Regions from separate parts of the Homo sapiens genome. Here region 2 is linked to region 1. A link is an interaction called in ENCODE POLR2A ChIA-PET data of the cell type or tissue named here. Cell type or tissue: OCI-LY7. All regions are shown on one strand. Each heading gives the region's core, and the rest is flanking DNA. Links, peaks and the distances in the headings are about the cores only. Region 1 has its middle 9.1 kb from the start of NFIL3. Region 2 has its middle 88 kb from the start of LINC02957.

What was found. ChIA-PET counts read pairs that join two places held together with the same protein. Peaks named below come from ENCODE experiments on the same cell type or tissue, not always from the same donor. Only the 100,000 strongest peaks of a DNase experiment are listed, where the experiment ranks them.
Region 2: POLR2A ChIA-PET joins it to region 1 with 6 read pairs; 11 of 35 experiments call an interaction of 5 or more read pairs at or near these places.

Annotation. Positions count from the first base shown.
Region 1 is chr9:91,430,765-91,435,161 of GRCh38, reverse strand. It overlaps a transcript of NFIL3 not described here. Among named protein-coding and RNA genes, the nearest start is that of NFIL3, 9.1 kb to the right of the region's middle. In OCI-LY7, for the core only: CTCF peaks have their summits at 1,596 and 1,797 (motif pointing right); a DNase peak (open chromatin) is centred at 1,811.
Region 2 is chr9:90,906,938-90,911,334 of GRCh38, reverse strand. No RefSeq gene overlaps it. Among named protein-coding and RNA genes, the nearest start is that of LINC02957, 88 kb to the left of the region's middle. In OCI-LY7, for the core only: no CTCF peak of the experiment used is centred there; a DNase peak (open chromatin) is centred at 1,814.

The DNA of each region.
Region 1 (4,397 bases), core at 118-4,117:
GACATAGCAAATACTTGCTATGCCTAGTGGGGGCAGTGGAGAGAGAGAGAAAGAAAGAGAAAACACACAATTCAGTTATTAGGTACTTTGGGGGAATGCAAAAGAAAACCAGGGAAAGCACAGGGGTGCCTGGAATCATAGAAGACGGCTCATACGGATACTGTTATGTCACCTACAGGCAGCCTTGCCATGGTCCTTGGGCATGTTCATGCTGACCTCCACATTCCCTAGGAAACCCTTTAGAGAAGTGTTTGGCAAACTACAGGCCTATGGCCCAAATCTAAACTGCCACCTATTCTTAATTTTTTTTTTAATTGCGATAGCTTTAAGAGTACAAGCGATTTTTGGTTGTACATGGATGAATTGTATAGTGGTGAAGTCTAGGTGCACTTGATTTTTTTCGAAAATTATTCGTATCCTTTTACTATTTTCCTATTGGATGTTGATTTTCTTGTAAATTTATAAGAGTGCTTAACATATTAAGAATGTTAAACCTTTTTCTAGAATAAAAATGTGAACTATTTTCTCAAATTTTTTGTCTTTTAATTTTAAGGTGTCTTTTATCAAACAAAAGCTGCTTCACGGTTAATTAAATATATTTATCTTTTCTTTTGTAACTTCTGGGTTTCATGTAGACCTGTTCTCCCATATTTTGGTTTTGTACTTTTATGTGTAATTTAACACTTAAATCTTTAATATTACGGGAATATTTTTATGCTTGGAATGAGATGAAGGTCTAGCCAATGATTCCAACATGATGTATTTTCCCTTGGTTAGTAGACACTTAGCATCCATTTTTTTCTACTCCCATGCAATCTGATATCTACTTGGGGAGGCTTGAAAGCTGAAGAAACATGTCTTAGACTTCATGAAGCTGAGGTTCTGGAAGCATATTATGTTCCATTGTTTAGAAGCACTCATGAGAGCCTGTGTTGTGCAGACTGGTCTCAATCTCCTGGTCTCCAGTGATCCTCATGCCTCAGCCTCCCAAAGTGCTTCTATTATACGCATGAGTCACTGTGTCTGGCCTGAGAATCAACTTTTTAAGTTTCTCAAAATATCCATTAGAATTTTGATTAAGAGAGATTATACTCATTGGTTAATTTGGGGGTAATCATCATCTTTATAATACTCTTAATCAGAAATATATTCAATTTTTTTACTTGTTTGGCTTCTGTTAGTCATTATTCAATGTTTAATAGTTTTCTTTATGTAGACTAGCTTGTACCTTTTTGTTAGATGTAGTATTAATTATTTGATAGTTTTTCTTATTGTGAATAAGACACTTTTCCCAAGTATATTTTAAATATATTTAAATATAATATTTTTCAACTAAAATACTAAGAGCTAACATTTATTAAACACTGCCTAGGCACCAGATATGTTATTTATGTTATGCTTCACATGTTATTCAGTCACAAATGAAAATATTGTTCACAAAATACTCATCTAACAATGACTTAAACAAATCGAGGTTTGTGTTTCTCATGTTCAAGAAGCCCAGGAGTAGGTAAACAGGTGCTGATATTGACGCTTCCCTCATGGTCAAATGGGTGCTATAGTTCTAGCATCATGTCCATTTTTAAGGCAGGAGAAAAGGAAAATAGGGGCACCTGCAACTTCTTATTATGCCCGTTTGGCCAGAATGATGTCAGTTAGCCACCCCTGCCATCAAGGAAGTCTGAAAGTATTTGATACTTGCAAATCCCAGAGTAAATAAAGACTGGATGAATAAGCTTGTAAGTAGATCTTGTGTGAGTCAAACTGCAGCAATGCTCATTCATAATATCCTCACCATAACCTTCAGAGGGCAGCATGACTACAATCCCAAGTGTGCAGAGGAGGAAACTGAAACATAATGAGTCTCAGCAATTTGCCGATAGTCACAGCAATAAATGTAGAATGTGTGCTTTTAGCCATTCTATTACAAATGATTCCCATATGCAGGAAAATTTTGTTTTTAAATATTAACATCTTGTCCAGCTACATTACTGAATTCTTCTATTTTTGCATAAGCTTTAGTTTTGCTACATAAGTAAATGAACATATGGAATTATAACTTCCTTGTAATACTGATAATTCTTTTTTTTCCTGTCTCATTGCAATGGCTAAGACCTTCAAAATGATGTCAAATAATAATGAGTTTCCTGTTTATTTTCCTACTTAAATAGGAAGGACTTTATTGTTTCACCATTAAATGATTAAATTTACACTGAAAAAGAATGCTTTTCAGATATTCAGTAGTAAAGATAAATATTTTTCAGTAACAAGAAAGTTTTCTTTCCTAGTCTGCAGTTCAAAATGTTTTCCTTTTATCACATCAAAATAGCTATACTTCTGACTACTCTCCAGCTACTTTAGCAATATATATCATACTCCAAAAGAGTACTAGAAAAGACCTCCCTAAGACCTTCTCACACTAATGCTTTACAAATCAACCTCCCATTTCTTTTCAGCTCTGCCTTTGCACAGCAGAATTAAGATCTGGCAAAAAAAAACCTAAACAACTTCACTGGAATATATAGGTTCTTATGTGTCAGCAACAGTTTTCATAATACTGCAAAAGATAAGAAAATGGACAATTTCTCTGCAAGACTGAGAGTCATCTTTCTCTGCTACTTTTCGTGAGGGACATGTTTTCAGGAAACCTATTTTTGGGACTATTGCTGCACTTTGAATCTTTGACAGGTTCCGAAAGAAATTGGCTGGGCCTGAGTTTCCCAGAAACCGGAGCCTGAATCAAATCTCCTGTGCTAAGCCTTTCTTGGGAGGTACAATTCTAGAACTGCAAGAGTAGGAGGAAAAGAAGAGGAGACAGAGAAATAGGGGAAGTACATTTATAAGGACAAGGTACACTACCAGGTTGACTACAGTGCCCCAAGACAGCACAGACTGTGGCTGGGATTTGGGACATCATGCCACTAAACATTGTAGAGAGGAGGTATTTATCTACTGGTTCCATCCCATCTCCTGTCACTCATGGCTCAGAACTAACCTGACAGTGTGCCAACTACCCTACATCATGGGGTTGTGTCACCTGCCCCGGTAGCCCCTGGGAAAGACAGGTTCCTGGCCCTCTGTGCTTGTGTGAGTTCCTAAGTGATGGGAGGTGCCCATCTGTAAGTTCTGTCCATCTTACTTGCAGCAGCAGGAAAGCATTGGGAACCCAGGAAGACCCAAGTTAGCTGCTGGTGGTAGAAGAGGGAAAGGCGTCCAAGACAAAGCCTGTCCAGTAGCAAGCAAGAGAGGCTTGGGACAGGTGAGGCAAAGGGGATCCAGGAAGGAGACACACTGGGACTTGCAGAGAGGTCATTTTTACAAAGGAAAGTGGTGTTTTACTTATGCATTAGGGGGAAAGTCTTGTGTGGCCTGGGTCATTGAGCAGCACAAGTCCTGCACTGGGAACCATCCCAGACAGCCAGGAGCAGGAACAGAAGCAAAAGGAACTCTGGAGCAGCATAGCCCAAGTACAGACACTCCCTGAAGGCCAAAGTCACGTCGGCTTCCACTGTGGTTAAACTGTTCAAGTCAAATTCCACTTGCTTCTAGTCTCCAGCTGGCTTTCTCTCGTGGGATGAATACACACCCTTTGTAATAGCACAGGAGAGCATGTGCCAGTGCATCCCTAAGCTCAGGCTCTGTTCCCGTGACACCTTTCCCCTCTCCACGGAATGGTAGAAGGATGAAACATCTTAATATATGTGATGCGCCCAAGACGGTGTGTGCATGCTGTGGTGTTTGAGCAGTATTTGTTATTATTCTTACTGTGTAGAGGAACTGAAGCATATATAGCATATGTAAAGTACTATTGTGCTGTTTCTCAGATGAAGAAACTGAGGCATCAAGGTTTCACGTGACTTACCCATGGCCACCCAGCTCTAGAGTCCAGGCTTTGAACCATTTCCCTACACTAATTCTTAATGTGTGACATTTGGGGGAAAAAAAGCATTTAAAACAATGTGTTTTAAATGCTTGAATAACGTACTGCCTGAATAACGTACTGGTTGGTTTTGCTACTCCAGGTCCCCTAGGCCTGGGCCTGGTCTACATTTCCACACTGCTCTCCCATGCCGACTTTGCAAAACCTGGGTTTCCATCAAGCTCTCTGCCAGGACTTGTCACTCCCCAAGGTTCCCTTGGTCACCAACCACACTGGCTTTGCTAGGCCTGGCTTTATGTGGTACTCTTTTGAGGCATGATTCCTGCCTGTAGAATACCCATACATCTTTAAGACTTTGGTCATAATCCCAGCACTTGGGAGGCTGAGGTAGGAGGATCACTTGAGGCCAGGAGTTTGAGACTAGCCTGAGCAACATAGTGAGATCCTGCCTCTACAAAATGTTTTTTAATTAGCCTGGTGTGTTGGCATGCACCTGTAGTGCTAGCTGCTTGGGAGG
Region 2 (4,397 bases), core at 229-4,228, 520 kb after region 1:
CACACGAAGAGGAAGGGCCAGGCTCCTCCCAGCTGCAAACATCATGAACTTCCTGAGGCTCCACCTCAGTGGACAGGCTGGTAGGAGTTTCTCGAGGGACCCCCTCCAACCTGGCTGACTCATTATGACCCACTGAGGCAGAATCTGCTTTTCAATAAGATTCCAATAATTGTCAGGTACAGGGAGGTGTGAACTGTGAGCCCTGGAGTCCTTCGCCCCCTTTCCGGAGTCTCCCTGTGCACTTACCTCAGGGGCCCGGGGAGGTGGGGGCATGGCTAGCATGGTGGGGCAGCCGACCTGGGGCTTCCTGTCAATACCTGGATTCACTTTCTGGTGGTGGGGACTGGGCGGCTTAAGCTACAGAAGTTGATTGTCTCACAGTTTGGAAGTTGGGAGTTTCTTCTGAGGCCTCTCTTCTTGGCCTGCAGATCGTGTCTTCATGTCTCCCAGTGTGTATGCCTATGCAGGTTTCCCCATCTTCTAAGGACACAGAGTCCTACTAAATTAGAGACCACCTTATGGCCTTGTTTTAACTTGATCTAAGATAAGTTATAGGTCTGCAAAGACCCTATTTCCAAATAAGGCCACATCCACAGATACTGGGGTTAGGACTTCAACATCTTTCCAGGGCACACGATTCAACACCACTTTACCCAGAATGACTCAGGGTGGGCGGGCCTGTGCATCCCCTCCTCCTGATGTGCAGGGGCCACCCAAGGCCAAGACCAATGAAGCCAGTCCCCTGGAAGGCCCCAGCCTCATTCCTGCTCCCCCTAGGTCTTCAGAAGGCATCTTCACCAACTTGCTGCACAGCCCCAGGGTCCAGCTCTGAGGGAACCAACCACACTCAGTCACCTAGAATCCTCTCTGAGCTAGGAGTGAGGCCTTAATCTGGGTCCACTGGGGGTATGCCATTCACAGGCACTTGAGATGAAGCAGTGCACAGAAGGACAGGGTCCATCCGCACAGTGATATGAGATGAATTATGTCTGCCCCCAACTCCCTGCCAAAAACATATGTTACAGTCCCAACTCCCAGAACCTCAGAATGTGAACTTTGCTGATGTAATTTGCTAAGATAAGGTCATACAGGAGTAGGACTGCAGGAGGACACAGGAGAAAGGCCTTTGCAAGTCAAGAAGAGAGGCCTCGGAAGGAATCAATCCTGCCAACACTTTGATCTCAGACTTCCAGCCTCCAGAGCTGAGACCATGAATGTCTGCTGTTTGCACTGCTTTGTCTTGGCAGCCCTATCAGACTACTACTGGCGGAGAAGCTGACAGGGAGGACTAGGTGTCACTGGATTCAGGGGATGCTGGAGACATGGGACCGGCATGCAAAACAAGACCTTGAAGCTTGGCCTGATCACCACACCCAGCTCTATGGAGGTACAGCAGACACAATCTGAAGAACTGGGACTGAAGTCCCAAAGTGCTGGGACTCCCAAAGTGCTGGGATTACAGGCATGAGCCACTGCACCCAGCCCCCAGTACACTTTTAAAGATTTTCAGTGCCTGGTCTCTGGCCCCAGTCCAGACCCATTACACCAGGCTCTCAGGGAATGGAGCCTGGGCACCAGCACTGTTAAGGCTATTGCTGCTTTTAATGGGCACTTGGGCCTGAGAACCAGCGATGTTCTAGGAAGAAATGGGAGTCTGCTGCTTCTTTTTGGTGCTGTCTACTTAGTCAGCAGTCAGCCTACTTACTGGCTTTTTCATTTGTAAAATGAGGAGTTAATAATAGCAACTATCTCTAAAGCTGGTTGTTTTTAGACTTAAAATAGAAAATTTACCTGAAAAGGCTTTGTGAGCTATAAAATATTATGCAAATGCAACTTCCGTTAAAGTGTTCAAAAGTAACATAGTATGCATCTATTCTATCACAGCAAGCTAATGCATTTGCACATGTGAGCAACGCTCTGGGCATTCACATGTTTTGATTGTAAAGTCATTTGCATGTTAGCGATGAGCTGCTGGAGGGCATCGAGTGTACTTTGATCCTTGGGTACTCACCTGTGTACTCACTCTCCAAAGGCTGAGAATGGGGAGGCAGGGAGACAGTGACAGCCAGACTCTAATGTCACTGTCAAATGAAGTGGATGAATAGTCTAACTGTGGTTTTTCTCCTAGAGAAGCCTGTTCTGGCTTTAAGAAGGCATCTCCAAGAACTGCCAGTGGCCTGAAACATCAGCCGAAACCTGGGAAGGGTCCCTGCCCCACCAGCTGTACTGGGAGCCTGGCAGGGCATGATTTTGAGCCATACTGGGCCCTGGCAGCTGCTGACACTACTGAGTGCTGGGAGCCATTGGGCTGGCGCCCCTCCTTCAGGCCATGCAGCAGGAGACCATGTAAGAAACAAGAGAGATGGAGTCTGTCTCGAGGCTCAAAGCCCGCTTCCCGCTCGGCTGCTTTCTCACTCCGGGCTGCGGCAGGGCAGATGCTGTCTGAAGGAGAACAGGCGGTCCTGGCAAGCCCAGCTTCCATGAGAAAGCACCCATGGGTGTGATGTGGGTGCTGCTCAGTGCCCTCCCACCCTCTGCACGCCCCAGAGGGGCAGAGGCAGGGTCCTTATTTAGGCTGTGCGGGAGAGGCAGACCTTTCGCTGTGAGTGGAGGTGCTTGGCTCTCATGAAGACTTAGGTAAAAGTGTACTGGCCTGTTTTGGGCTTCAGGGACCTAAGTAATGGCCTCTCCATTGTTTTATTTTTACTGTGGTAATGGTGGCGTCTATCATAGAGCCAATCGCAGGTGGTTTGAGATGGGAGTGGGGGTGTCATGTCCAGATCCACCGGGGAAGGGCTAACTCCCGTGGATGCCAGTGAGATGGAAAACCGGTTCTACACACCGTGACCCGAATGGGGAAAAATGATGACCAAGCTGGTTAATAATAAAAGGTCATTTTCACGTTGGCAGTAATGTTGAGAGCATAAGAAGATCTGAAAAATGAAAGGACAAAGACATCTGCTTAACAGAGACACATATACACCACACACAAACACACAGGTACACATACACACACCACACACACTACACATACACACATACATGCAGGTATACACATGCAGATATGCATACACACAAGTACACAAATACACACCACATACAGAAGCACATACATAGACATATGCCACACAAACACACCACACACACAAATACATACACACACAGATACATAAACATGCATACATATGTATACACAGACATCCCCACATACCACATGCACACACTACACACATAGACACACACATGCCACACATATACAAACACAGATACACCACACAGAGATACACACATATACACACACCATGTATGCATGCAAACATACAAACACACATGGACACACACAGACACCTCCCCAAACCACATGCGCACATCATGAACGGACACACACATACTACAAACAGATGCACACGTACACCCCCTCCCACACACACACAGATTCCTAACAGGATGAACCCTCCGGCCCATTAGGGGAAGCCCTGGTAGCAAATGAAAAAAAGCATCCTCTAGAAAGCTACTATTTAGTGATCAAGATTAAAGAACTGGGGTGAGGCTGAGAAAAAAATTCATAGCATGACATTAAGGAATGGATATCTCATTAATTTTAAAAGAGAAGATTGAATGAACAAGTGTCTAATATTTTGACTGTAGAAAAATAAATAAAATGGCTGTTTGTTCACGGCCATGCTTTAACTGGGCGATATTTTTCTCTTCATGAATCTCTTCTACTTAAATTCTCTCCACCTTGGGAGGTCTGCCTTATTTCCAAGGCGAGCAAATCCTGCTCAGATCCTGGTCCACTGAAGTCTGTCCGAGGAGTCTTTTCTCGCCCCTGTTCTGTTGAGATTTCCTGCCATGTACACGGTAGTGTGAGGTAGAAAGTCTCGGTAGTTGAGATTGGCTTGACCAAGCATCTTGTTTTCTTTTTTATTTCGAGGTTGAATAATGAAGGAAGCAAGAAGAGGGGGAAGAGAGGTGATGGATGGAGGTGCACTGGGCAGCTTGTGTCCCTAAATTCTGACCGATGTAGCGAGGGACAGCGTGCTGCTGTGTAAGTCTGTCCACCTGGATGCCACCGGCTACAGGGAGCTCTCTGGCATCCCTGGGAACACATCCGGTGTCCAGAAAGTGTGCTTTACCAGGCGCTTTTGGTACGAGAGGAGCCATTGCTATGGGTGTGACCTTACACCTCCGGGTTCATCAGGAAATGGAAAGGTCATGTCCTGTACAGTTGGCGAGGCTGACTTGCCTACTCCTATGATGATCACTTTCTTTCTGGCACAATCCACTTGATAAGGACTCTAGCAAAACCATTTTCTTGATAGTGATGGGCCTCCATTTGCTAACCTGTTCACTACGCTTGGAGGCTGAGGTCTTCCCTCTACTCTTGTTTCAGGGAA